Regions from separate parts of the Homo sapiens genome. Here region 1 is linked to region 2. A link is an interaction called in ENCODE POLR2A ChIA-PET data of the cell type or tissue named here. Cell type or tissue: OCI-LY7. All regions are shown on one strand. Each heading gives the region's core, and the rest is flanking DNA. Links, peaks and the distances in the headings are about the cores only. Region 1 has its middle 84 kb from the start of LINC00310. Region 2 has its middle 9.7 kb from the start of MRPS6.

Region 1 (15,344 bases), core at 4,346-6,845, 200 kb before region 2:
CTTCATGAAGTGCTGAAAATAAAGCAAGAATATTTACATTCTTGTTTTATTTTATACAATGCTTCTCATCATTTCCCTGTTTGTGTAGTCTTATGTATGTTCTTTCTTTTGTTCCTAACCCTTTATAAGGACAACCCAAAAAAACCCTATGTTTTTTTCATTTTTGTTCTTGAATGATAGAATGTTTCTTAACTCTTTATGATATATATTAAAACCACCCACATATTGCTGCACCAGGCTTTAATTAGGGGAAGATTTTTTTCCCTGATTGCATCTCCTTAGCTACATGGATTGTGCTACAATCAGGAGAACAACAGGGGAAATGAATAAAAATGACAAAATTGTTTGTTGACAGGGCTTTGGGGAAGAAGACACACTCAACTTTGCTGGCGGCACCATAAATTGAAAAAAGAAATCATTTCAAGAGCAATTTTGCAATATGTGACATGTCATAAAAATTATCCTACTCTTTGACCTAGTAGGGCTATTGGAGAAACATGTCCCAAGGAATAATTCCAAGGAAACAAAAATATCTGTAAAAAGATGTGTTGAGCCCTCCCATATAGTAAAATGAATAATTAGAAACAGCCCAGGTACCCAACTGTGAGGAAATGGCTTAGGCAGACTGTACTCTATTAATATAATGGAATATTAAGTGGTCACTAGGAATGACAGTTATAGAGATGATTATGCAATCTGAGGAGTATCATGCAAAATCATTTTAAATGGCAAGAGGAGAAAACATAGCAATGCACAGAGTGAAAGACAGCATTTCCTGCCTCCATAGGAGAGTGTGTGATGTAAAGAACTGGGGATGTAGCAGTTCAGTTACTGCAATTCCTCAGCTTTTATTTCACTTGCCTTTTAGATGGGCCTGTTTGACCTTCATTGCTTAGTTTATAAATCCTACTATTCTCAACTTGTAGGCTGCACACTCTCCTGAGAAGGGAGAGGCAATGCTAGAAGGTGGAGGCATGCATAATTTAAAAACAGTGTAGTGTTTCGCCCAATTGTGTGTGTGTGTGTGTGTGTGTGTGTGATTATGTATAGTTGAATTTGAAGCTCAAATAATATTTTTAAAGAATGTGAGCTTTGTATGTTTATCAAAAGCGAGGCTTTAAAAGGTTGAGAAAAAGTTCCCTCTTTTAACTTGTCCTAGGTACTTATGAAACTATTTAGTGCCATGTAAATTGGATCTGCAGATATTCCATTGAAATTGCCCATATTGAAGCAGTCTAGCCTGCCACAATTATCTTGAGGTGCAAGGAACACAAAAAAGAATTGCCTGTCCAACAATTTGCTAAGGAAGAGGGTTTACGTGAGATAAACAGGCTGCTGGTCTGTCTCGCCGAGATGGCAATATGGTCATACAGTCAAAGACAAATTTTTAAAGGGAATTTTAAAATGTTACTAAGGGCAGTGGACTAAATGGAAGACCAAATATTCTCTGAGTGTATGACTAAAAAGTCTCATTATTTTGTTACATACTTAGATGGAACTTCTGCCATATCTGTGTACAATGAGCCCTCCCTACGTCCAGGCTCTGGGACTCAGCCCACCACCTCCTCTGAGTCCTGCTTCATCAGGGTTCCATCTGTCGCTAGCTCCTCCACTGCCATCTCCAGTGGCTTCTTACTCCGTTGTCCTTAATCTAAATGAAACTTACACTGGATCTTTCCTTTTCCCTTCGGACAGTGGTGTGCCAGTAAATGTTTAACAACCAGCTCTCTGGAAAGAAGAGCTCTGACTTACAGCCTTTGCCAATTGCCGTGGTTTAAATACTCCTATCATGGTTGAGTTCAAGCTACCAACATGACATCACCGAATACAGAGGAGAAGAGGTGCGTAATCAACAGCACAAGCATCATGTAGTATTTACACACAGGGACAATAAAGTATAGATAATAGTAAAATGAAATAAAATCATTAGAAAATGAGGAGTTTTGAATATTTATTATCATTGTTTTTAATACAATGTATTTAATTGTAAGCTTATAAAATTTAATTTTAATCTAATCAAAATTTAATTGTAACGAATTACAAAATTTTATTTAATAATAGCTCATGAAATTCCTGAAAAGTTAATAATCAGCTCTTGAAAGCCGGCCCTAGCACATAGCTCTAACACACCACTGCATCTCTCCATCAAAATTTGGATCATAAAACTATTGTGTCACAGGATTTCATGGTCATTTGACACTGCCCTCCTTGAAGTGTTCTCCTCCTATGGTTTAGGGCAGCATGCTGTGGTGGTTTTCCTTTGATACTTCCAGCAAGTCTTCTTCATCTCCTGCCTTGGTTCCATCTCTCTCCTTTAACCCCCTTTGCATATTTGTGTGCACCCAATTTTCATTCTTTTTATTTGCTGAGCCAGGGTCTCACTCTGTCACACAGGCTGGAGCGTGGTGCCATCACAGCTCACTGCAACCTGCAACTCCTAGGCTCAAACAATCCTCCTGCCTCAGTCTCCTGCATATTCTCATTCTCCACCTGGGTCTCTTCCCTGAGTGATCTCATTCACATCTACCAACAACATATTAACGACTCCAACATGATTCTAGCATCTGCAGCCAAAAACCTGACTTGTCTCCAGGTGCAAAATGGCCCATGGGCGTCACCTCCTGGATCTTTATTTTTCTGCTTTCTTTCATACCTCTTTACCCAAACTTGATATTTCTCCTGCATTCCTTATCTAGGTCAAAGAACATTTCCACTCATTCATTAATTCAGTCGTAAATACTGATTGCATATTTAATATCAGCTAGGTACAGTTTTAGCCATGTATTCATGAAATACAATAGAGAGAAAAGTCACCAAAGGCCTCAAGAAGGCAGTTAACAAAACAAACAAGCAAACAAAGACCAGATATATCTTATAATGTCAATGACAATAAACATGGTGAAAGGCAAGGCATTTTAAAGACATCCTTGGTTCCTTTCTCCTTTACTCCCTACATCTGCATGGATACTAAGACCTATGCCTCGACTGGCTCAATATCCCTTGAATGGAGGCTTTCCTGCCTCTCCAAATTGGCATTGCCTTAAGTTGGGCATTAGCACCTGTGACTTCCCACCCCTGACCTGGCCTTCCTGTTACAGGTTCTTGCCTGATCCGTCCTCCGTATTTTCTCTGGTGCTTTTCAAAATTATCCCCTCCGCTTGTTAAATACCTCATGGGGTCCTTTAAGCACTGTAGGATAAATTCCTTGACATACTATGACAAGGGAACTAATTTCCCTAGTTATTTACCGTGTGTGAAATGCTCAGTGAACATGTATTGTACACACACAGGCACATGTGCACACAGTGCACACACAGACAGTTTATTTACATGTATACATATATACTATATAGTTACACATATATACTATATATGTGACTATTTGGAATATAGATGTAAATATATACTATATGTGACTATATGGAATATAGATATAAATAAATCCCTTATAGTAGAATAGATGTATGTATTCCATATAGTCACAGAAAGGATGCCATTATCCTTCTGACAGCTTGGTGAATCCACATCATTTTTCACTTTGTACAGGAGCTAGACCTTTTCATAATCTGGCCCAACCTTTCTCCCTGAAGTTTCCTCTCCTGCCCCACCCCCGGCTCACCTAAAATCCCGTCTCAGTGACCTACTTTTCCATCTGACGTCATTTTCACACCTTTGAGCTTTTGCTCACGTTGTCTCTTCTTCCAGGGATGCGTTTGCTTCACTTTCTCTGCCCGGCGAGACTCAACCATCCAGACGCCTCTTCTTAGGGAAGGCTTCTTCCCTCCAGCCCACACCACCATCCTTTTGCCCCAGGAAATCTCCCCCTCCTTGCCACTGCCACAACCCTTTGCTCATAACACCTTTTTGTTGAGCACCTACAATGTGCTAGGCACTATTCCACTATTCCAGAGACTGGGAATGAGTGGTGAATAAAGCTAAGTCCCTGCCCTTGTGGAGTTGGTATTCTACTGGAAAGAAATGGAATAGAAACACCATAATTTCAAATAGCAACACATACTGAAACAAAAATAAAATAAAGCAATAGGTAATGAGATGGAGGGGGGTGAGTCCAGGTGTATCAGTCTGCTCAAGCTTCCGTAACAAAATACGACAGACCAGGTGGCCTAGACAGCAGAAATGTATTGTCTCACACTTCTGGAGTCTGGAAATCAAGATCAAGGTGTTGCCAGGGTTGGTCTCTTCCGAGGTCTCTCTCCTTGGTTTGCAGATGGCCGCCTTCTCACTATGTCCTCACATGGTCTTTTTCCTCTGTGTGTTCACACCCCTGCTGTCTCTTCATGTGTTCAAATTTCCTCTTCTTGTAAGGATACCAGTCAGATGGGATAAGGGCCCACCCCAACCATCTCATTTTAACTTAATTGCCTTATTCAAGGCTCTATCTCCAAATATAGTTACAGTCTCAGGTGCTGTGGATTGAGGCTTCATCATATAAATTTGAGGGGGACCCACAATTAAGCTCCTAACAGCCAGGAAACTGCCCTTCCTCCCCAGGTGGGGACAATCACAGCACATTATCAAAAGGTAGCATAGCCATCTGTGTCCACACTCATCTCCCACATGAGTCACTGTGCAGTGAGTGTAAGGATCATGTCTTACTTCTCGTTGCCCTATATCACCTAGCATATATGCAATAAGTGTTTATTGAATAAATGCATAAACCAATTGGCTTTTAGAGACAATTCGTTTTGGGCTCAGAATCCAATCAGTTGTCCATATTTCAAATTCAAAAAAAAATCATCTGATAGCTTAGTAGAAAATCCTAGTGACACAATAGTGTGCCTAATTTTAAAGCTATTCATATCCAAGCCACCTGAATGGCTCACACTTTTCCCATTGGTCTTTCCAGTGGGCATTGTACCACATCCAGCCATCTGACAAGGAGAGTAAATTGCATCTGATTTTCCAGTTTTGAAAGCTTGAGGATTATTTCTGGCTTGGAAGCAGTTCAATCCCAGGAATATCGATGCCAGCATCTGTACTAAAGTTAATTTGTTTCTCCATCTGTGCCATTTGTGAATCTACCCATTTGAACTCTCGGGAAAGGGAGGTAGCTGGGTGAACCCTACAGTTAGAGAAGACAGTAAGCAGGTGGCTTCCTCTCAGGGAACGCACAGAGCAGCACCAGAGGGAGAAACACAACTGTGAGACATCAAATCGTTCTTGACACTCTCACAGAATACATGCAGCAGATGGAGAGGGAAAGGGATTGAGAATTTTCATCCTCCTACCTTGAAAGTAGAGTAGTGACTTAGGCAGATCACAAGCACGATCACATTTCACATTATATGTGGCTCCGTAATTAACATTACTTTTGTTTCAGTGGGAAAATAGCACATATTCTTTTATCACTAGTACAAGAAGAAATATTATTTTAGGTTCTAGTTCTGTGTTCTCAATTCCAGTATCCTTACCCTTTATAGATTTGCTCTCAGTGAATTCAGATTTGTGTGTGCGTGCACGCATATATTTTATTACTTAAACAGCCTACCATTTTGTCCAAAACATTTTAAGCAACTTATAAAACCACTTAAAATATAATAAGATTGTATGACTTAAAATTGGATAAAATTTTTGCATATGGCCTTTACTTGAAATGAGATAGACTTTTTGTACTAGATCTTTCTCACTGAGATTTGCTAAAACATAATTAAATCCTTCTGTATACGTATTTGATGCTCCAAAGAAAATAATGCTGCTAACAGAAGGCCAGCATAGTATCTCTGGGAATAGGGAAGATTATGTTCCATGTTTCAGGCACATTTTTGCACAACAAATGAAAGGGAATTGTCTTGTGTGAGGAACAGTCATGAAGTTCTAAATGCTTTAGTTTCTCAACCTTGGTGTCAAGACCTCTCAATTCATGCACATGTACAGTCCAGCATGTCTCCAATTACTGTTATGATGGGCAGGGAGGGAGGTGGGGTGGAAGACTGAGAGGTTAGAACATTCTCTAAAAGGAAAGCTACTCCAGTTTTATTTCATATTGGACTGTTAGGGAGTTGTGGGAAGTGGGGAGTAGTTGGAAAAGAAGAGAAACAATAGGGGATTTCACAACAATGAAACACTGAACCATAACACCAAATACTGAGGACCATGGACGGTAGACTGGTGGCAGGATATGACGTAGGAGTTAAGAACACAGGTCTGGTTTCAAAGTGGCCAGGTTCTAGCATCAGCTCTGCTGTTTGCTAGCTGTGTGACCTTGCCAAAAGTCACACACTTAACCTCTTTGGATCCAACTATACAAGGTGTTTCTTATTCTTCACTTCCTTTTTGAAGTGAGTCAGGCTAGAAGAGCTCTTGAGAATATTCTTGTCTTCTTCTGTTCAGTGTTGCTATAAAGGAATTCCTGAGATTGGGTAAATTATAAAGAAAGGTTTATTTAGCTCATGGTTCTGCAGGCTATACAAGAAGCATGGCACCAGCATCTGCTCTACTTCTGGCAAGGGCCTCAGGCTGTTTCCACTCATAGCAGAAGGCAAAGTGGAGCCTGTTGTGCAGAGATCACATGGCCAGACGGCAAGCAAGGGGGAAGGTGCCAGGCATGTTTCAATAGCCAGCTCTTGAGGGAACTAACAGAGAAAGAACTCACTTACCCCCAGGGGAGGGTATTAACCTGTTCACAAGGGATCCACCTCCATGACCCAAACACCTCCCATTAGGATCCACCTCCAACACTGGGGGTCAAATTTTAACATCAGGTTTGAAGGGGACTAGTATCCACACCATAGCAATTCCCTTTCAGTTTTCAGCAGCATAACATAACAAAAAGGTGCTCAAGAAGCTAGTGGAGATGTGCTGCCCTCCTGGGAGCTGGCTGGGGAAAAGTTTATTCTGTTTACTTCTGTTTATCCTGTTATTCAGTGTGGGCCCTGGGGGGATTAAGCCAAGGCCTGGGCCTCCAGGGGCCTATCTAGATTCTCCATTAGCTTGTCAAGCTTTGCCCTGAATAGCTCATTACTAAAAATGTTGACCAAAAAAAGACTTTGTGCATCTTTTTGGAATACCTGGTTCTCTCCCTTTAGTGTTTTACAAACTGTCTTAGTCCTTTTGGGTTACTGTAACAAAGTGTCACGGACTGGGTAGCTTATGAACAACAGACATTTATTTTGCACAGTTCTGGAGGCTGGAAGTCTAAGATTGGTGTGACAGTCTGGTCTCGTCCTAGGGAGGGCTGTCTTCCAGGCTGCAAACTGCCAACCCCTCCTTGTGTCCTCACATGGAGGAAGGAGAAAGAGCACCCTCCAGAGTCTCTTCTCATAAGGGCACTAATTCCATTCATGAGGGTCACCTTCATGACCTAATCACCCCCAACAAAAGCCCCACCTCCAAAGACCATTACACTGAGAGTTAGGGCTTCAACACAAACATTTGGGGAGATACAAACATTCAGTCTATAGCACAAACCACCATCCTAAATTTGTGGCATCGTATTTGCTCTTGGGAAAAGCAGACAGATATGGCCCTAAAGTGTGAACTCTTTGAATCCCTTTAGAATAAGCCAGCAGCCATGAAGCAAAAGGCCCTCATCAATCTTTATATTTTTCTTTCTAATTTTCTATAAACTATTGTTTTCAAACCCATTATTAAAAGTTTCCTTCACATACGAGCTCTCTAGGCCCACATGAAAACTTGAAAACAAGTCAATTAAACAATTGCAGCTAGGAACAAGTAAGCACATTTTATTTTACCTCCTGGAAAAGGAGCCCAGCCCAAAGGAGCTCAGCTCCAGCAGTCAGCTGGAGACGAAGAAGGACTTCCTACCAGTAGCTGCTGAGTATCCATGGAGTTCCCCCATGACACTCAACCTGGGGGCTCCAGAAATCTGGAGAGGACAGGAAATGAGAGCAGACCCGCATCTCCTTGGAGGGTGTGGTTGGGGGTTTCCCCAGCAGGATGCCTGGAACCACGAATGCATAGACCTTAATGGATTAACAAGAGGACTTCCAACAGGACCCAGAAGAGGACCTAGCTAGGTGGCCAACACCCACATTTCTGTGGATTCCCTCTCCACTCAGCCCTTTTCTCAGCTCTCTGAAATTTGTGGTTATGGATGAAAAGATCATTCTGAGAAAGGTACCTCTCTCCCCACCTGCCGCCAGTCCATGACCTTAACATGGTTAGACTCACCAGACTTTGGATAAGTCCTCTGGATTTTCCAAGATATGGATTTTCACTTTATTTCACAATGCTTTGAGCAGTTCTTGAGTTTTTTCAGATATTTATTTTTCTCCTTATCTAGAGTGGACATGGGTGAGGCTCAGTGGGTTTTTCCTGGGGGCAGTGATCATCAACTCCTTGAAAGCAGTAACCATTCCATTTTTAAATTTATGGATTCAACCAATATTTATTGAGGATGTACCAGGCACTGTTCCAGTTGCTGAATTTCTAGTTCTGAGCAAAACAGATAGGGCCTCGACCTTTAAGGAACTTAGAGTCTGATGGAAGGGACAGGTGTTAAATTCACAATTACAACAATAAATATAAAAGTACACACCGTGATTGTACAGGAGACTGACAGACCAACAACTGGGCAGGAGTAGAGGGTTTGTGTGTGGGAAAGAAGAACCATGGAGGTTGGAAAAGAAGCACAGGGTGCTATGAAAGAGTATAACAGAGGCCTCAGTTAGGTTAGGAGGGGATCAGGAAAGGCCTCACAGAGGAAATAGCCTGAAAGATGAAGGAGCCTTAGCCAGGGAATGATTTGGGGACTGGTGGGGTCTGACTGAGCCCAGTAAGAAGTGGAGACAAGGGCATGCAAGGAGCTGGAAGGTAAAGAGGGGTAGATCCACAGGGTCTTCAGGAAGTGTGAACACTTCCATTTTAAGCCAAGTGCAGTGGGAATCCATTGATGGGTTTGGGGCAAGGTTGTAGGCTGATTTGGTTTCTACTTAGAGGAGATCACTCTAGCTGCAGAAGTGGAGGCCACAAATGGATGTGAGAAGACAGGTAGGAGGCTAATGGGGAGTGGGAGACTCTAGGTGAGAACTGTTGGTGCTGGACCTGGCAGGGCAGTTGAGATGGAGAGAAGTAGACAGATTGCAGACATACTGAGAAGGAGGAGCCAACAGGCTCTGGTTGTAGTGCAGGAGATATTACTGCAGGAGCAACTAAAATAGGTGGACAGTGATTTTGTTTTTGTAAGGGGAATACACTGGAGGGTCAGGTTTGAGGGGAAGGTCAGGAGATCCACTTTGGAAGTGTTAATGTTGAGGAGTTTGGGAGAGCAGCAAACAGAGCTGGCAAGGAGGCAGTTAAATATTAATGTCCTGGAGCCCAGAGGAGAGTCAAGGCTGCCTTCTCCGTGATGCCTGGCAGGGCTCTGCATCCACTAGACAGGCCCAATGCATGGCTGTTGACCTAAAGCAATCATGACCCTAAATGCTCACCTTAGTCTGCCACTTACCCTGGGGCTCCCAGGAACCCTCGTCTTTGGGAAGACTTAACAGTCACTGTCGCCACATTTTGGAAATGTTAAAGTCCAGTCACAAACACTCCAGAAAATTGCCTAGAGGGAACCAAAAGAGTTAAATGCATAGTAAGTATTAAAATTACTCTATTTATCCTTAAGCTTCCTCTCATCTTAAAGTTTGTATACTCAAGTCCCAATATAATAAAATCTGGATTAAGCTGTTGTAGAGCTTAATGGAGCCAAGTGCCTATGCCAAGTCTCAGTTAATACATTTTAAATGAAAACACACCAGCAAGATCTAGAACAAGGGTCAGGAATCATAAAATAAATACCACAAAAATAATTCTCCATTGTGAAATGACGGGTGTCATGCCCCTGGGAGTCTAAAATCTCTTCTGAATTAAACAATCTTTTCACTTGGAGACAATTAGCAAACTGTTGGCAGGCTCTGCTCTTACCTTGCGCGAGGGAAAGAGAAAGAAATTCAGAAAGTGAAGCCAGAAACTTGTCTACCTTTGTTTCCAAGCTTGGCTCTAAACACTGTCAAAATGTTATTGCTCTGGTTCGAGGAAAGAGACTGACAGACCAACAACTGGGCAGGAGTAGAGGTTAGTGCCTGGGAGAGAAGAACCAAGTTGTGCAAACATTTAGAGCCTTCTAGAAGCTGAATGAACTTCTATCTCTGGGGATACCTTTGTTTTCTGGGGGTCAGGGGTGGTGTAGTAAACTAATACTGTTTCCCATCCATCCCTCTAACACCAGTCTCATCTTGAATCCTGCCAGAGAACCTCGTGCTCCTCTTAGGGAAGTAACTGAACTACATTCTTTGCTCTGGTGACAGTGAAGGATGGGTCTCATCACCTGCGGGGGCTTGTTTTGCCAGTGCCTGCAGTCTTTTTCAAACCTCTACAGGCACTTTGTGTTCCTAGCTAATACTGGAGCAGTGCCCACTCCTGAAATGCTGAGCCGTAGGCCTTCTTTTCAGCTGCAGAGAGCTCTGTGCCCCCACAGAGAATGCCCTTCAGTCAGGCAAAGGCAGGGGCGAGACGCCATGTTTAAATTCAGACCTGCCTCAGAGTCTGTCCTCCTTGGGAGGCCTTGAGATCTGCATGTTTCTCAAAGGGACACATCCCAGCAGGAGGATTTCCTGTTGGTGCCACTATACTGGGTCTCGCTGAGTTTTAGCCTCTATGCTCAGCCTGTCATGCCAGTGCCCGCACATGGTAACTAAAATGCCCCTTTCACATTTCCAAACACTCCCCTAGAAGAGGTGGTACCTGGTAATAACCACTATCAGGGGAAATCCCAGAACAGAAGGAGTCAGGGACCCAGGGCTGTGTCTTTCTTCTACCTCAGTCACACCCAGGTCTGGGACAATCAACAGGAACCAATGCACCACTGTGTTACCAGCCTCTAAGCTGCCTCCTGCAAGCCTCTAAGCTGCCTGCCTCCCATGTCGCCCACCCTACCCAGCTCAGTCTCAGGTGGGCTGAGAGGGGCCAGCCGTGTTGCCATCTTCCCCACCTCTCATGGCTTCAGTGACAGCACATGTCGTGGCTTCTTCTCCTCACATGATAATCGGAGACACCTCTTCCTTTACAGTAGGACCCAGAAAGAGCCATTATTAACAAATGCCCCAATGGGCTTTTACATTTCTTGAGTGTGAGGATATGAGGGTGAATGAATAGTTTAATTATGTGAGCAGGGGCCTAGGAGTGGGTGCTGACATGACTGGTAGCTCCGTTGTTCTCAACAGACATATTGCTGCCACCTGACCAAAGCTAGAGTAAACACAGCCACACATCTGAACTGAATTTTGACAAGACCCTGTTTCCAGACTCTTCTTTGTCGAAAGCAGCTGTATCTACCACAAAATGGAGGGTTTGTCCTTGAAAAACTTAATAATGTCGAAGAGACAAGGGATGGCCAACTTGTGAATGGTATAAACACAGTGTCTCAAAACCACAGGTGATCCCAGGTGGTCAAGATGAAGGAAGAAAGAGGTCACTTTTCTGAGGGTTCACGCAACTAAGCATGTGTGAAATTCAGAGTTAACTGACAGAAGCACATGAGTGGCCCAGCATGGGTGATTCCCAACCTCACGGTGGGGCAAATGGACCACAGCAAAGGTCTCCAGGCCAAAACATGAGTATCATTTACCCTAATTAAATCTACTCTGCAGGGGGCCTGAGGCATGGCTATCATGCCTTGTGAGAACCTTTGGACAGCCAAGCAACTTGTAGCCACTATGTCTGGCTCAGAGAAAATAAACAGCAATCAACATCTTGGCCTAGATTATAAATTTAAATTTTTAGGGAAGTTATTTTCCAAGGTTGGATCAGTGTTTCACTTCATTATTACATATATATATATATATATATATAAAATCTTCATGCACATTGCTACTACTGGCTTCTGGCCAGGTCTACTCTGCCAAGAGTAGAAAAACTATGAGAAAAGCTTTTTTTTTTAACATTTCTAAACTGACTAGAAACAGAAGGTGCAAGGAATCTAGACAGCGGTTGGCAAGAGGAGAAAAAAAGGGGAGATGTATGATTTGGAGGCCAGAGTAGAGAGACATTGCAGAGGAAGAATATCTAGCACTCAAAAATGAATCTTACTGGGATGGGGATGAAAGATGGAAAAAGAACCACAAAAGGAAAACCCACAGTTCAAATCCGGATTCTGGAAGAATGCTGGAAGCCTCAGTAGATTTGGGGAGTCCATATCAGTTTGGTGCTTTCAGTGATTCCATCCAAGCTCATGATCAAGTTCAAAGGAACACCATGGACGGGGCTTATATCCAGAATTCTACCAGCTCAGAGTTTTCTCAAGGGCCTGCTTCCCACCTTCCAAACTCTTTACTCTTTTTTAATCTCACAGAATTTCATTTTGCTGTTTTTCTACCTAGAATCTCCTACCTGTCTCACCTCTGTGAATGGATGACACCCTCAGGTAGCCTGGCCATCTCTGATTTTCATCATCTCAAAACCCATTTTCTATTATCCACTCTCCACCCCATCACCTACATTGCAGCCCACTCCACGCTCTGCAGTTTTGACAAGTGAAACTCAACTTTTCATCTGGACAAAGGCTAGAATGTGCCACACAGAAGGCTAACTCAAGGTTCCAGTTGTCTGTGTCAAAAGGGAACAAAAGGAAGAACAAGGAGTCAGGAAGGGAACTTGGGGAGAATACAAGCTTGTTTTTGTACATGATAAGTACAAACTGGAAGTTGAATCTGGAGCTCAAGAGCTAAGAGAAGGAATACATTTTGGGAGTCAGCATAAAGGTAAAAGATGAATCCATGAAGGTGCTTTGTGTGAGCAATTTCCATGGCCACCTACAAATTCATCTACATTTAGACTCGTCCTTATATTGTTGCCCCTCATATCTGTATTCAAGATGAATCCCCCATCTACAGTAATAAGTCCATTCTTTCCCACCTCCTTGGGAACATTGTTCCAACAAGTAACTCCTTTCCTGTATCTTCAACTGTCTTTTACCACCAGCTCTTAATATTCAGCCTACAAACATGTCCAAATCTCTCTTATCTTTAAAATAACAACAAATTAATTAAGAAAAAAGAAAAAAATTCCCTCCTCTGGCCCTGATTCTCTCCAGCCACTGCCTTGCTTTCATGTTTTTTGCTTTCCCAAGAAGAAAAGAGATTTGCCTGGAAGAGGAATAGATACTCACTGCCTTTACTTCCTCATTTCCCATCAATTGTTCACTTGCTAAAGTCACCAGTAATCTCCATGTCTCCAAATCCAATGGATTTATTTCAATCCTTATCTTATTGGACACCTCTAGATATAACATTGTTGTTCCTTGAAATTCTCTGTTCCCTTTATCTCCATGGCTCCTCTTTCCCGGTTCTCCTTATTCTTCTTTGATCTCTTCTCATTGGCCTTCTTTGAAGAGCTCTTCCTCTACTACCACTACGTTGGTATTCTCCCAAGTTTTAATCTTGGGCCATATTTTCTGTCCTTTTGCATGTTCTCTGTGGGCAATCTCTGTGATAGACTTCTAATTTAGTTCCATTATCACTAGAGAACACATTCCGTATTATTTCATGTCTTTTAAATTATTGAGACTTGTTTTATGCTTTAGCATATGAACTTAATGAATGTCCATATGAAAATTAAAAGAATGAGTGTTCTGTTTTCATCATGGGGAGCTTTCTATAAATGTCAATTATATCACATTGTTCATATATTGTTCTAGTCTTACATATGCCTGTTGATTTTCCTCTCCTATCAATTAGAGAAAAGAGTGTTGATATCTTCAACTATAATTGTGAATTTGTCCATTTATCCTTTCAGTTATGTTAGTTTTTGCTTCATGTATTTTGAAGCTCTGTTATTGATGAATATACATTTAAAATTGTTTTGTATTCCTTATAAATTGATCACTTTTTCTTTATGAACTCTCCTTTTTCATCCCTGTAATAGTCCTTGTTCTGAGTCTACTTTGTCTAAAACTAATATGGACAATTCTGCTTTCTTTGGATTAGTGTTAATAGAGTATATATTTTATATCCTTTAACTTTTAATCTATCTGTGTCTTCATATAGTTTTTTGCAGGCATCGTATAATGGGGTCTTGCTATCCAATCTGACAATCTGCCTTTTAATTGGGATGTTTAGACCATTTGTATCTAATTTAATTATCCATATGGTAGTATTCCAGTATACCATCTTTCTATTTGTTTTCTATATGTCCTCTCTATTCTTCACTCCCCTTTCCCCTATTTTACTTCCTTCTTTTGAATTAATTGAGAATTCTTTATGATTCATTTTATCTCCACTACTGGTGAGCAACTAAGAAGTAAAATCTGGTGAGTGTGGTGTCATGAAAGTCAACGTAAAAGAATATTTCAAAAAAAATTGAAGTTATCAACACTATGTTAAATGCCTCTGAGACCTTGAATAAATATAGACATAAAAATGACCGTGGGGTCTTGCAACATAGAGGTCAATCTGGTGGCCTCAGTAGAAACAACCTCAGTGAGCTGGTGGGGTTATAAACCCAGTCTAACTGGGATGAGGAGAGAATAAAAGATGAGGACGAGAAACAGGTACCATGAGCAACTCAAGAAGTTTTGCTATGAAAGGGAGGAAAGAGAATGTGATGGTGATTCCTAAAGTATATGACATCAACAGGAATTATTTGTTAAGAAGGGAAATATTAGAACACATTTGAGTGCTGGTGAAAATGATTCTGTAAAGAGAAGAAGACTGATAGATTGATGTTAGAGGAGCTACAGGGAGCAAGTACCTTATCAGAAGAAGAAAAGGTAGGTTCTAGAACACACGTAGAGGGGGTAAATTTTGGTAGGAAAAGAGTCATATTGTCATTTGTGGGGAAAAAAAGCAGCAAATATGTGGGGCAAACATAAGATTGGCTGGTGATTTCTTTTTATGGAAAGAGGAAGGACTTTCTATATTACCCCATGTTCTAGAAGATGTGTAAGTAGAGATTATTAGCAGACGATGTCCATATGTAAAAAGTGCTATAACAAAAGGAGTTCTAGATCACAACATATGGACATAGAGGTTAGTTCCAGATGAAGAATCAGAGAGATCTTTTTAGAAGTGGTATTATTTGAGCCTGGTTTTGAAAAATGGGTAGAATGTAAATAGTTGTTCATTTGTTGGCAAATATCTACGGAAACATTATAACCACTTATGAGCTATGCCATAAGCCAGACAGGGTCACTGCCCTCAGAAACTGCTAGACAAAACTGGGAAGAGGTTCCCAGGCAGAGGAAAGAATAGGAGTAAAAGGAAAATAATTGATGAGAAATAAGGGAAATGGGCAAGTGATAACCAAAGTGTGGAAGAACATAGGTGGAAGACTAAGGAGTTACTGAAGATTTTTGAGCTGTGAAGCACTACTAATCAGAGTTA
Region 2 (15,344 bases), core at 8,038-10,537:
TAAGTGTCAATTAACTTCATGTTTGGTTTAAATAAGTAGCGTACTATAAATAACAGAAGGAAACAAGGAATTTCTGGACCTTCAGAAGTGAGTTACAGGCTGGGTGCAGTGGCCCACGCCCGTAATCCCAATACTTTGGGAGGCTGAGGCGGGTGGATCACCTAAGGTCAGGAGTTTGAGACCAGCCTGGGCAACATCGTGAAATCCTGTCTCTAATAAAAATACAAAAATCAGCTGGGTGCGGTGGCACTTGCCTGTAGTCCCGGCTACTCGGGAGGCTGAGGCAGAAGAATCGCTTGAACCCAGGAGGCGGAGGTTGCAGTGAGCCGAAATCGCGCCACTGCACTCCAGCCTGGACGACAGAGCGAGACTCCATTAAAAAAAAAAAAGTCAGTTACAGATTTTCTAGAATGGTCCCACCCCGACTGTCCCCTGTCTTGTCAATTACATGACCCAGTTTAGTAATGAGAAAATAAAGACCCCGTAGTAATATGCCAAGTCAAACACTGAGGCGGCGCAATGAGCTGACTTCAACTCAGAGCATTTCCTCTTGGAAGCTCTTTAGTTTTCCCTTAATGCCCAGGGATGAGTGAAGACCTGGCATCTTCTCTACTCCTTCTAACTTGACAAGTGGTATAAGGAAATTAACCTGACTGCGTAATACCTCACCACAGAGTCAGCATCCCCAAGCCCTCCCAGTCTGGTAGCCACCCACAGACTCATTCCATTTCTTAAAAGCAGAGAGAGGGCAGCTACTGTGATTTTCCCCCTTCAACCTTTTTTTAACAAGCACAGAAGCGGCCGGGTACGGTGGCTCACGCCTATGATCCCAGCACTTTGGGAGGCCAAGGCGGGCGGATCACCTGAGGTCGGGAGTTTGAGACCAGCCTGACCAACATGGAGAAACCCCGTCTTTACTAAAAATACAAAATTAGCCGGGCATGATGGCACGTGCCTGTAATCCCAGCTACTTGGGAGGCTGAGACAGGAGAATCGCTTGAACCTGGGAGGCAGAGGTTGCAGTGAGCCAAGATCGTGCCATTGCACTGCAGCCTGGGTAACAAGAGCAAAACTACATCTCAAAAAACTAAATAAAAAATAAAAAAGCACAGAAGCAGAATGCTTGTGGCTTCATTTAAAAAAAAAAAGATTTTTTTTAAATCACGAGGAATGCTGTTGCAAATTTAGTGTCTTCCTACTATAACTACAAACTTAAATTCACCAAAACAATTTTTAACTTTATACTATGTATAGTCAGCATAATAGAAATATATTACTGCAGCATTTGATATATTAATTTAAAAATGACTCTCTTAGATTCTCCAAAACATTTATTATGGTATGTGTTTAAGATTTGATTAACCAGAAGTTTGATTAATTTTCAAGTAAGTTTTTTTGAGGGGGAATAGGAAAGAAGAATAAGAACAGAAGTTGAAATCCAGCCCTATTTGTAAAAAAGGAACCTCAAGATATGCCCTGGGTCAGTTTAATCACCTTTACCTTCTTCTTTTATGTTGCTGTATAATGAGACTTGACCTTGAGCTTTCAATCGTTAATCCTCAAAGATGGCCATTATTTTTATTACTGAGTCTAACATTTTGAGCATTAACTATGAACCAGAACCTATTTTAAATTATTTGCATGTATTAACTCTCAGTTCTTACCACAAAGATATGTATTATAACTGCCCCCATTTTACATATAGGGAAAAGGAGACTTCATAAACATCTCAGCAACTTGCCCCAAATTATGCAGAACTCAGAGCCTGCACGCTTAACCCCAATACCATACAGCATTATGTTTACCAGCCAGCGCAAACTGAGCAACTATCTGTCGATCAACCAACTTTTATTGTAGTCCTACTCTGTCCTCTTCCCTGGGTGATGGCAGTCTCCCACTCCTTGCACCCATATAATGCCCTCCCTTAAGTGGCCAAATTCTCCCCTTGCACAGACTTCTTCCTGCTGCCATGAAGCATATATAGGTCTCTTCTAGCTAGGGGGAAGAAAAACCTCGTCATAACCCTGTTACCCTCTCAAGTTGTCATTCTTTTCTTCTTCTCACAGCCACATATCCCCAGACCCACTGCATCTTCCAGCCTTTGCACTCTGTGTTCCCTCACACTGTCACCACTGGCCTTCCATTTGTCCACCAAGTAGTTTCCCTGGCATCATCGTCAGGGACCTCTCTGCAGTCCTGAGGGTCTCTTCTTGGCCATCCATGATCCTGTACTCTTGGGGTTTTCCTTTGTCTCCTTGGTCCCTGTGTCTGGCTCCTTTTTCCCCTTCTGTCCCTGAATGCGCTGTTCTGCAAAGCAAGGAGGTGTCTCAGCAGCAAGGATTTAAGGCAAGACTTGCCCATAACATGAGTTCCCATGATCCAAGTGCATTGGAGTTTGGCTCTAAACAGCCTTAAACTGATCTTTCCTGCCAGAATCCCGGTTTACCCTAACAGTACAGGTGGGCAGTGGAAAGTGAATAAATGAGTGATCTCCTTGTCTGTAGATAAGGAATCTGATACAAAAACAAGGTACATTATTTATCCAAAGCCATAGAGCCCTGGGGTGGCACAATTCAAAGAAAAAACTTTTGCTTGCCATATTCTTCTTAGGCATGCACTGCGTGCCATGATGCCATGATGGCAGTTTTACTGTTGCTAATGGATTAATCCATTGTGAGTGTGATACTCCTGTATTCTAAAAGGTGAGTTCTTTTCTTTTTTTTTTTTTTTTTTTTTTTTGAGACAGAGTCTCCCTAGTAGCTGGGATTACAGGCACCCGCCACCATGCCCGGCTAATTTTTCTACTTTTAATGGAGACGGGGTTTCACCGTATTGGCCAGGCTGGTCTTGAACTCCTGACCTCAAGTGATCCGCCTGCCTCGGCCTCCCAAAGTGTTGCGATTGCAGGCATGAGCCACTGCACCTGGCCCTAAAAGGTGAGTTCTAACAGTCATTGGGAAGAGGTAAGATAAGCACAAATCATCATTCTGCTTAGGTAACCTTGTGTCTCTAAATACTGCCCCCAGAAAGTGGCGAAATGTGACTGTTTCCAGTTAATGGAGACAGTGATCCCAAGGTAGCACCAAATCATCTGTTAAGCTGTCAGTCATCACTCTCATCAGCCTGTCATCTTCTCCTAGATAAAAGTGAGCCTCCATTCATGGTAAAGTATACTCCAACTCCCCAATTTTGCATCACTAAGTCCTGGGATTGTTCCCTAACTGACTCCTAGGACCTGGGCCTGTAAAACCCCATTTATTTGCCTTGCTGCCCTGTATGTATCTGTGTTCCTCAGCCAATGGCCCAAATGCAAGTCACATTTCAAATGTATTTCGTTTGTAACTTTTATCAGTGAAACCGCTGGTATTTCCTGATCCCCCTACACTCACCCTCACCCACCTTTCAGACCTTCTTGGCCATGCCCATTTGCTTTGATTCTTCTTTTTCTTCTCCATAAGCCCCCAGGTGCTACATAGGCTAATTTGTACCTCTCTAACTCTGTCAGCTTGTAAGTGCTATTGGTTGTGTTCCTTGCACAATGGAATACTGTATGGAACTTCTTAGGGCGGACATTTGGAGAGCTCTTTAAACATTTTCTTTCTTTTAATCCACCAATTTCATGATTATTTTTCTAACTTTCATCAACGGTGGGGGTGTGGTTCAACTTGGGCTCTACTTATAAGAAAAAAGGTAAAGGAAAGATTGCCTAAATCTCATGTTCTCTTATTCCCAGCCCCATCTCACCCTATCCTGCCAAAAAAAAATTATGGGATGTTTTTGAGAGATATTCTTCTACTACAATATCTTTTTTAAGAAAGAGAGAATTTTTTTAAAAACTCTTATGACTTTAAAAAGACAAAATACTGCTTGCATCACTGCTTGCTGAAAGAGTTTTTCCTAATAACAAGATTGTAAAGTGTCCCCCAACAGGCCCACAAGTGTTCTTAATGTTAAATGTCAATGAAATTGGAGGTATTAAACAGCCTCATGTTCTTTCTCCACGACTGCAAAATCAGAAGAACACATGTGGAAGCATTTTAGATTTAGTAAAGGGAACAAAGGCCAGGCACCAGAGACTGCTGCGGTGGGCAGGGGTCTCCAGGGGCTGGGCCTCCCTGGCCAGGCGCTAAACAAAGGTCCTCGGGAGGACCCCGCAAAATCAACTGGGGGGCAGTCCTCAGGGCCAGGCGGGGAGAGCTGGGTGAGCCAGGCCCACTCAGCATGGAGTTTTAAGGCTGGAGATGAAAGGACAGAAGGAGATGAGGCCCAGAAGGCTTCAAAGGGGGCAAGCGTGCCTGCTCTGGAATGCAGAGGAGGGCGTTGTGGTGGCTGCAGAGAGGAGCGGTGGAGACCAGAACCACAGGGCTTGGCGACTGCTGAGATGTGTGAGGGGCAGCTCATGGGGCCAGTGTCAACTACGGTCTTGGGTTTCTTCTCCAGAAACATTCTTGACCAACTAGCCTTTGTTCTGGCCACATGCACCTTTGGTATTTCCACAGCTCCTAATGTAAGGCTTCTATTACACTTCAATTCATTAGCATTTCTTCTTGGATGTTTTATTTTCATCAGTCTTCATAGCAACATGATCATCTTCTGAGGAGCTGAGGTAGTAACTCTTATTTCTCTAATAGTCTCTTAATTCGGGGCTTTAACCAAGAGGAGGGGGTCAGTCCCAAAACCTTCACTGGGTCCCCACCTAAGTGTCATGACACTGCCAGGCAACACTTCCTGGTAAGACAGTCAACATGCAGGTGTCATCTCAAAGTCCAGCCATCTGTGAGGCTCATGCCACCCCCTGTTGCTGGGACTGACTGGACATGGTTCTGTTGATCTACATGGGAGAATGCCCTCGTGATCATCAGCCATGGTTGAAAAGAGACCCAGTAAAAGAAAACAGAAAACAACCCATTTTTTAAACATTTTAAATGAACAGACACTTCATCAAAGATGGGCCAATAAGCACATGAAAAGATCTTCAACATCAGTTATTAAGAAAATACAAATTAAAACTGGAATGAAATACCACTGCATACCTATTAGAATGGCTAAAATTAGAAAGACTCAAAACACCAAGTGCTGGTGGGAAGATGGAGCAACTGAAACATGCACTGCTTATGGGAATGTACATTGTGTGATCATTTCGGTAATTTCTTGCAATGTTATACACAGACCTACCATGTGACCAGCCATTGTACTCCTAGATATTTATCTAAGATGAATGAAAGCATGTGCCCGCACAAACACTTGTACACAAATGTGCACAGCAGCTTTGTTTGTAATAGTCAATAACTGAAACAACTCAAATAACCATCAACAGGTGAATGGAAAAACAAATTGTGATATACCTATACAATGAAATTCTGCTCAGCAATAGAAGGAATGAACTGTTGATATATTCAACAATATGGATGAATCTCAAAATAATTATGCTTAGTGAAAGAAGCCAGACAGAAAAGAGTACATACTAAATGGTTCTATTTATATACAATTCTAGAAAATACAAACTTATAGTGACATAAAATGAATCAATGGCTGCTTGGGGTCAGAATGAAGTAGAGAGATTATGAAGTGGCATAAGGAAACTGAGGGCGTGATGGATATATTTATTATCTCGATTAGGGCAATGGTTTCATGGATTATATATACACATATCAAGTTGTATACATTAAATATGTATGGTTTATTATACATCAATTATACCTCAAAACTGTAAAAATATAAGTCATTCACATCATTATGCTCAGAGGAAAGTCATTTTGGTTTGTCTGATGTACATCTATCTTCATCTTCCTCTGTTTCCCCTTCCCCAAATTCCTGGATAAAAGGATCAAGATCACACCCACTTCTGGTATTCAAGTCAATTAAGACAAAACAAACAAAAAGTCCCATTAAGTTCTACAGGAGATGCAAAGAAGTATAAGAAATAGTTTACAGGAGATGCAAAGATGCGTAAGAAATCTAGGTAGCAAGAGAAGATATAAATGTGTTTACAGTTAAATTGTCCTAACAAGATTGAAATATCTATTCTAAAAAATAGAAAACATATAAAAAAGAGTGTGATTAACTGTCTAATCAAGATTAAGGGCAAAAATTTCCAGAGAGGGATTACTTTGAACTGGGATGGTTCAGGAATGTTTCATGTATGATGTGGGACTTAAGCTGGAATGTGAAGAATGGATAACATTTTACAAATAAGAGGAAAGAGAATGAGCACAAGATGTTTTGGTGGGGTCAGAGGGTGGTGACATGGGGTGAATAAGTTTGACAGGAGGAAAGTTTTCAGTAAGAGAATCACGGGACTCAACTCTACAAAAGTGAGACCAAAGTGGGAGGGACTTAAGCGCCAGGCAGTGTCTAAACTCCCAGCCTTGATTTCATCTTCACATGAGGAAGAACTTGGGAGATAGTCAGCCTTTCATCACCAGAATCATTCAGCAGAGTGTGTGCGCATGTGAGGGAAGTAGGAAAGGAGCTAACTGTTGAATAGACAAGTCCTTCCCAATTCTGAGCCACTGGTCACAGATTCATGGGCTTCAAAAGCATCTTTGCAGGTAGCACAGGACATTTGTCTCATAGCATCTTGGTTCCTCTTGGAGGTGGTGCCTGACTCTCATACCAGAGTCAACAGAGCCAAATTTTCCCCTTTCCTACCCTACATTTAGTCAAGGAAGGGAAGACATTCAACTGCGGCCAATCAGACTCTTCCCCCATGCTTTTGAATCCTGAGTGGACAACATGAGGAACAGTTAGAGTCACTCATGATGTTGGCCAGACCGTTGCTGCTCCATGCCTGTGGCTTCCAATCTTCCTGGTTACCAGCCCTCCAGAGTGCTTTTGGCTCCTGGCCAGTCCCCTGGTCTCTAGTCCATTCTGTGATTCCCCCAAATATCATTTCAATAAATTTCTTTTTTGCTTTACACAGAGTCTGTTTCTGTAGCTCATAGCCAAGAACCCTGACTGACAGAACTCTTTGGGTCATAGCACTTCAGTTTCCTGCATAACCTATTGGTCTTAGTTCAGACCCCTGGGGCCGTATGGCACAAGTCTACTCCCTCTGTCACATGAGCTCCTGTGTCTGAAGACAGTTTTATAGTCTATCCTGAGCCCTCCCTTCTCTGGGCTAAATGTTCCCTTGTTCCTCCACCTTGTGAGATGGGTACTCCTCATCTCACATGGGCTAAGTTGTTTCTGCAGCCTGGGTGCTTTTTCCAAGAGTGCACAACTGCCCACATTTAGACCATTTGTGACTCAATAAAAGTCATTCCTTTTTTGTTTTCCCATGCAAAGACTATATTATAGCCAGGGTACTGGTTCAGCTACTGAAACAAAAGTCAAAGTAACAGTGACTTAAACAAGACTTTGTCTCTCGTGGAAAGATCTGAATGTAACCAGGGCATGGGACTCAGGCTTTTTCCAGCTTGCTGTCTATTTACAAGACATGGCTTAAATCTCATGGTTCTTTATGGCTGTTCCGCTCCCAGCACCATGTTCACATTCCAGGAACAGTATGGCAAAATAGAAAAAAGACTTGAGTAATTCCCTTTAAAGAAGTGGCCCAGAAGTTGAACCCATCACTTACACTCATATTCCATGGATCAGAACTTTGTCCTTCCTGTGGACCTGCCTTGCCTTCAAGAAAGGCTGGGAAATGTAGCTTTACGTTGCAGAGTACGGTAAACTAGCAGTCTATGCCATAGACCATATAATGCAATTTGGATATCACCCTATAAGTTATTCTAAGTATAATAAGATGTTATACAAGTCAAAAATGGTTAGTTGCCTATAACTTTCTAACACTCAGTCATTGTTGGGTATTTTGCAGTGATTATCAGGCTAGAGTTACTGAAAGAGTTGAGTTTTAGGTAAGCTTGATTTTTTGGGCTTACCAGGGCACATGCCTTGGATCAGTCCCTGTACTCTGAAACCCAAAGGTCAGATCTGCACTGGAATTTTCCACTAATTGAGACAACTAAGTAGCTCTCTCGAAAACAAAACTCACAAGATTGCTTTACACAATGAGTTTAATATATTTTCAGGCGTATTAGGTAGAATTCTGTGGGTTACAAATAGTAGAAACTGACTCTAGATAAATTATTATAAGTGTACCGGATGTCTCCCAGGACTCGAGGCAATATGCAGCTGACAGTCTCAGGAACTGACTAGAACCAAGATGCTCTCCACATTTTTTTTCTGTTTCTCTGCCAGTCAGCTTTCTTCTCTCTCTGAAAGGGCCCTTTTTCTCTGCTCTCCCATCTGCACAATAGATGATAGCCATTCTCAGCTCCTTGGTCTACATATAATCCCTCTAAACACCAAGGGATACTCCAAGGCTCTCCTTCAATTGGCACTTGATTAGCCTAAACTGGTTCATTGGTCCACCCTTGGGCCAATCAGCCAGGTCTAAAGAGTAGATCAAATCATATCACTGTGGCTGCTAATAACTACCTCTGAACCCTACAAATTTGGGAGGTTATAGCTAAGGAGAAACAGTTTGCAGCAAAGGGGAGGCTAGACAGGCAACCAATGGGTACCATGGGTGTCTCCTCCATTCATGCATGTGTTGAGAGTTGTCATAATTTTAGAAATGTAGCTGTGAGCTCTGTGACACAGAGACACATAGAAACATAAGGGGGTTGGAGGAGAAACTGTCTTCCTCAGGGTTTTTTGGTCATAAGTAATAGAAACCTGTCCAAAGGTTCTGCTATGGTTTGAATGTGTCCTTTGAAAAATTCATGTGTTGCCAATGTGATAAAAGGTGGGGCCTTTAAGAGATGATTAGGCCATGAGGGCTCCTCCATCTAGAATGGAATTAGGTGCCCTTTTAAAAGGGCTTGATGGAGTGAATACACCTTGCTTGCCCTTCTGCCTTCCACCATGTGAAGACACAGCATTCCTCCTTCCAGAGGATGCAGCACTCAAAAGCACCATCTTGAATGCAGAGAGCAAACCCTCACCAGACAACTGAACCTTCCAGCATCTTGATCTTGGACTTCCCAGACTCCAGAACTATGAGACAATAAATTTCTGTTCTTTATTAAACTTCCTAAGACATTTTTAGTGCATTTGAAATTAAAATATATCTGATTCTCTAAAACACTTCAACCTGATATGGCAAACTCATAAACCTGACAAGATCTTTCTAAGCCTTTAAGCGATTATTGAAATTTAATAAATCTAGGGAATGAGCTTCTCTTAAGCTTCATGGTGGATAAGTATCGACTGTTTTCTAGTGTTAATTCTCCCCTCTTTTCCTTTTAGCTAAAACCCTTAAGCTTTAACTAGTTGCATGACCACACAACCACAGACTACATTTCCCAAGCTCCTTTGCAGCTGGCTGTCACCATGTGACTATGTTTGGGCCAATGGAATATGAGCAGATATGATGTGTGCTACAATGAGCGCATCTCCTTAAAGACACTTGCCATAGACTTTCTTCTTTCCCACTTCCCGTTGATGTGGTAGTGAGCCACCATCAACCATGCTTATGAAGATAACACCCTAGGCCAAGGGAGAACCAAAGGAGAGAAGGAACCAATTCCTTAGAAGACCTCAAATCACAAGGCTGCTTGGCCTCCAGCTCTGGACCATTTCACTACTGACTGTTAACAAAAAATGAAATAAACTTCTATCATCTTTGAGCCATTACATTTTGTGGTTAGATTGTACCCCAATAATACAACTTCCAAAGACTGTCTACAAATTCAATTAATTATATCCTCTTAAATGTTTCAAATTAAAATTGCAAGTGTAATATGCCAGGCTGTCTACTATGTTAGATTTTCTTCCATGTTCCAATCTCTTTAAATAACCAAAAGATTATAGTGATGATTTAAAAATTATTCCTAACCTTACCACAAAAAGAGTGTGTCTTCCTCCATTTTTTGCTGCTATAACAGAATGCCACAGACTAGGTAATTTATAATGAATAGAAATTTATTTCTCACAGTTCTGGAAACTGGGAAGTCCAAGATCAAGAAGATAGCACCTGGCAAGGGCCTTCTTGCTGTGTTATCCCATGGCAAAAAGTGGAAGGGCAAGACAGAGGCCAAGGGGGGGCCAAACTCATCCTTTTGTAAGGAACCCACTCCCACAATAATAGCATTAATCCATTCATGAGGGCAGAATCAAAACCAGAGTATTGTCATATTTTATTGATTCTCATATTGAATCACCCTCTCATTAGGCCCCACCTCACAACACTGTTGTATTGGGAATTAAGTTTTCATCACACTTTTTTTGGGAGAGACAGTTAAACTAACTAAAGCAGAGTGCTATATTTTGTTGAATCTAAGATATAAGATTCAACTTTTTTTTTAGGATATCACTAAGGTAGAAAAAACACAAACATTTATAATTTTTTGGAAATTTTCAACTTTTATTTTAGATCACCATTTATAATCATATGGTGCCATTGATTTCTTTCTTTTCTTTTTTTTTTTTTTTCCAGACAGAGTTTCACTCTTTTGCCAGGCCAGAGTGAAGTGGCACAGCCTCGGTTCACTGCAACCTCCATGCCGCACCCCCCAGATTCAAGCTATTCTTCTGCCTCAGCCTCCTGAGTAGCTGGCATTATAGGGTGCCCACCCCATGCCCAGCTAATTTTTGTATTTTTAGTAGAGACAGGGTTTTGCCATGTTGACCGGGCTGGTCTCAAACTCCTGACCTTGGGCGATCCACCTGCTTCAGCCTCCCAAACTGCTGAGATTACAGGTGTGAGCCACTGTGCGTGGCCTGATGCCATCGATTGTAAAATGCATTCTAATTCCCAAGATGGTAAAATGTAAAACACTGTGCACCTTAGAATCAGTAAAATATGATAGTATTCTGGTTTTGATTCTGCTCCTCATTGATTCTACACTAGTCTCTACATTTTCCCAGGGTTGCAAAGTCCCTTACCCAACTGAGGGGAAGAGAGTTGCTGTCTCCAGTGAACTGAGTCTACTGGTGGCAGATTCAGGACCTTGACTCAGTTACAAATTCAAGTTCTTGGTAGAGAAGTAAACACCAAATCTGGACACAGGTGCTTTGTACTTCCAGAATGATTTTGCCTGAGCAGCCATGAATACTGGAGTTGGAATAGTAGAGTTGGAACTTGTCAGCTGTGTCAAGAGAGTCCCTCTGTGCCCACATCTTTGCCCTGGGATTTAGTTTCATAACAGTGTATCATGTGTTTTCTGGGTGGCTTTCAAATTTCACCTTATGTCAATCTTAATTGAAACCTCTGTCAACTTTTCATCACCTGATTTGAGTGGGCAGATCCTACAAATACATGCACACTTTCACCCATACATACACACACCAGGCTAATCTCTTTGCTGAAAGATTAGGATTCGTTGAATGAGTGCTATTTGCAACACTCTTTATATTTTCGCCAATCTCATTGGCCATCATTTTGTAATTATTACATTAAAAAAGTAAAAACAAGGATGTATCAAAGGACTCAAGAGTGCATCCTAGAATCCAGTAACAGAACGTACATCCAGGGCTCCTGGGGAACTAGACAAGACATCCTTGGTTTCTCTGGGACTACATGTATCTTGTCTCTGCTCTGCTCATGAAGTGTCTGACATCACCCCACCCTCCCCATGCCATCTTGTCTGTTTGGAGACAAGCACTCTCTGCCTCTACATGCCCACCATGGAAGATGGCTAGCCCATAGCCCAGGTATCCTGAGGACACACATGCCAAGTTCAAGTGACAGCAGATACCACCATCTCTGATCAGGAGGAGGAATCTCACTTGACATCCATCTTCAGATCCATCTGAATCCACGAGAGTACAGTGATGGCATACAAATTCTTGCTTCCAAGAGAAGAACTATCCAAGAGAATTGTAGGCAGAGCAGGTCTCACCAAAGGTGGCTAGTTGGCAGCAGTACAGCTTGGTGGTCAAGAGCATGGAGCCAAAGCCAGACCGCCTGTGTCCAATGACTGTGTACCCTTGAACAAGTAACTGAACTCTGTGGTTCAGTTTCCTCATCTGTAACATAATCAGACCTAAGGCATAGGGTCGTGTCCAATATACCACACACAATACACGGAAAGTACAGTGCAGCCTGCAGTGTGGGAAGTGCTTAATAGCGGTTTGCCATTATTGCTACAAAGGCCCAATGCTTTAAAAGAAAAATTGATTCAGATCACCAAGCTCTGCTTGACTCTTATTCCCCAGATGTCCCCTCTTTCCACAGCTGGGGAAACCTGACTCCACTTGAAGGCTCAGTGGCACTCCAGGAGCTGAGAAGAAGCAGATCCTAATGAGCAGAAGGGATGTAAGGAGCTCTAATTTGGCTCTAACACAGTGCCCGGCTCCATCAGTGTTAGCCTGCAGCACATAATGGGTTTGCAGTGCCGTGAGGCTTCAGTAGAATGTAAGCTCCAGAGAACAGGGCCTTGGTCTAATCATGGTAAGGTCCTGGCCCCTGATACAATGCCTGACACAGAGGGTGATGAATAGATATTTGCTGGCAGAATAAGGTAGGAATTTCCTCTAGATCAAGCTTGTCCAACCCATGGCCCATGGGTCGAATGCAGCCCAGGATGGCTTTGAGTGTGGCCCAGGATGTCTCAGTATGGCTTTGAATGCAGTCCAACACAAATTCGTAAACTTTCTTAAAATCTATGAGTTTATTTTGCAATTTTTTAAAAAACTCATCAGCTATTGTTAGTGTTAGCATGCTTTATGTGTGGCCCAAGACAATTCTTCTTTCAGTATGGCCCAGGGAAGCCAAAAGATTGGACACCCCTGCTCTAGATGGTGGGCTGTCCCCACTTAACTGGGGATATCAACCTCTGTGCCCCCTCTGAGGGTGGTACCTGAAGCCTTTGGCTAGGTTGAGTTCCCAGGGAGGGAGATGAGGAAAAAGGGGGTCTAGCTGGAGGCTTGAGGAGCCTCAGCCTTGGAGCCATGGGTTCCATTTGGGACATAGGTCTCTGCCATTGCTGCTCCCCCCACATCCTCTCTCCCTGGAGGTGCCTTCAGCATGATCCCCCTCAGAAGGCCTGAAACACAAACAGCTGGGGAGGAATAGAAGACAGCGGGAATCTTCTAATCTAGAGTAGGGCAGGAAAGGGTGTCCTTCTCCTTTTCTGGGTCCGCAGCTGTGCAAAACAGTAACATTGCAACACCACTGGCATTTTTCTCCCTCCTCAGGTGGGAAATATTTACCCTGCCTAGAGCAGCTACAACACACACTGGTGACCCATCCCTGTGCCCAGGTCCCTATCTTACCACGCCATCCAGTCCCAGTCTCCTTTCCTGTCCTCTTGTTAGCAGACCTCCCGAGTACCAGGAAGCTTACCCCACCTCAGCCAGCGTGCCCCTCTGTGCCAGCTTCTGAGTTTTTCCTGAGGGGATACCCGTGATGCCATCGCTCCGGTCTTGATGGTGTTATTTCCTTGTGGCCTGGAAGTCTCTTGGCCTGCGCTGCTCAGCCAGAGCGTCCCACAAGAGGATGCATACCTCACTCCCATGAGCCCCACCCCGGGATTTTCATAGCTACTGTCAGGGACAAGTCGTGGGAAATGGGCCTCAAATGCTTTCCAGAAGCTTCCTTGCTCACTGCATGTAAAGCTTTAAAGCCCTCATTTAATTGTCTTCTTCCCACATTTTAAAAGTCAACACCCCTGAGGTGGGGCGCGGTGGCTCACACCTGTAATCCCAGCACTTTGGGAGGCTGAGGCAGACAGATCACTTGAGGCCAGGAGTTAGAGACCAGCCTGGCCAACATGGCAAAACCCCATCTCTACTAAAAATACAAAAATTAGCCAGGTGTGGTGGCACATGTCTGTCATCCCAGCTATTCAGGAGGCTGAGGCATGAGAATTGCTTGAACCCGGGAGGCAGAGGTTGCAGAGATCTTGCCACTGCACTCCAGCCTGGGTGACAAAGTGAGACTCTGTCTCAAAAAAAAACAAAATAAAACAAAAACACACACACACAAAAACAAAACCAGAGAGCCTTGGCTGCCCTACCCCAGGGAGGGGGTCTGGTTCCGCCCAGGAGGCTGTGCCCACAAGCTTCTGGCTAGCCTCTGTAAAACCTCCCCAGATCAATAGATAAGCCAAGAGGAGGAATCGAGTCATAGGGAGCAGGAAGGCCAGGCTGGGGACAGGACAGGGACAGCCCATGCTTGAGGGACAATTGAGAAGAGGAGGTACCTGTCAAATTAGGCTTCAGGGTTTTAAAAGATTGTTATTTGTATTTTGCTATTGTAAGATTACTGTAACCTTACTACGGAAAATTCAGGAAACAAAAAAATGCCCATAATCCCACAATCCAAGCTGAGCCACTGTTGACACTTTAGAGGTTTCTTTCTAAACTTTTATGGATATGTGTTATTTAATCAGACGGTACATATAATTTTATATTCCATTTTTTCATTGATATCTAATCATGAGCTTGTCAATGTTTTTAACTAACATTCATAACTGTTATTTAGACTTGCTGTGTTATATCCTACTCCAGGAAATGCCGGTGTCCATTTAATCTTTCCCCTGCTCTTGGATGTTTCAGGTGACACTTTTTCACTCTTCATTTGTATAGCAAATCCCTAGATGAACATCTTTGTTCTCTGGCTTTTTCTGCATTTAGGAATGCTTCCTTTGCTTGGCCTTCCAAAGCGGAATTTCTTGAAACTGATGGCTTCTTGGGTCCATTGCCAAATGTTTTTTTTCCAAATAGGGCATCAGCAGTGCTGAGCAGGCCTCGGGTTAGAATCAGAGCTAGGGGGCCAGGCTCGGTGGCTCACGCCTGTAATCCCAGCACTTTGGGAGGCCCAGGCAGGAGGATCACCTGAGATCAGGGGTTTGAGACCAGCCTGGCCAATATGGTGAAGCCCTATCTCTACTAAAAATACAAAAAAATTAGCCAGACATGGTGGTGCAGACCTGTAGTCCCAGCTACTCAGGAGGCTGAGTCAGGAGAATTGCTTAAACCTGGGAGGCGGAGGTTGCAGTGAGCTGAAATCACACACTGCAGTCCAGCTTGGGGGACAGAGCGAGACTCCATCTCAAAAAAAAAAAAAAAATCAGAGCTACGGGAAACTGAGGCCAGCAAGGATCCTGTGTTCTCAGTACCCGAAACACTGCAATAAAATTTCTCCAGGGCTAGGCCAGGAGGTCAGAAGATCTAAGAAGTGGAACTAGGGATGATTGGAAATGCCCGAATCATGTGGAATCAGTGCCAAAAGAAAGTAAGTAATGAGTCTAGACATGTAATTGCCGAAGTGCATATGGTGCCTCCAGCTGTACCACCCTGAACAGCTGATTGCTCAAGTGCTATACAGTAAAGACCAAGAGGTGGAAAATTACAGGCAAAGTACAGGTGAAGGCCAGGACCCCAGGCAC

Evidence for each region. Peaks named below come from ENCODE experiments on the same cell type or tissue, not always from the same donor. Only the 100,000 strongest peaks of a DNase experiment are listed, where the experiment ranks them.
Region 1: POLR2A ChIA-PET joins it to region 2 with 5 read pairs; 4 of 35 experiments call an interaction of 5 or more read pairs at or near these places.

What each region holds. Positions count from the first base shown.
Region 1 is chr21:34,257,005-34,272,348 of GRCh38, reverse strand. No RefSeq gene overlaps it. Among named protein-coding and RNA genes, the nearest start is that of LINC00310, 84 kb to the right of the region's middle. In OCI-LY7, for the core only: no CTCF peak of the experiment used is centred there; no DNase peak of the experiment used is centred there.
Region 2 is chr21:34,056,195-34,071,538 of GRCh38, reverse strand. No RefSeq gene overlaps it. Among named protein-coding and RNA genes, the nearest start is that of MRPS6, 9.7 kb to the left of the region's middle. RefSeq lists a silencer at 3,361-3,462 and an enhancer at 4,219-4,735. In OCI-LY7, for the core only: no CTCF peak of the experiment used is centred there; a DNase peak (open chromatin) is centred at 9,348.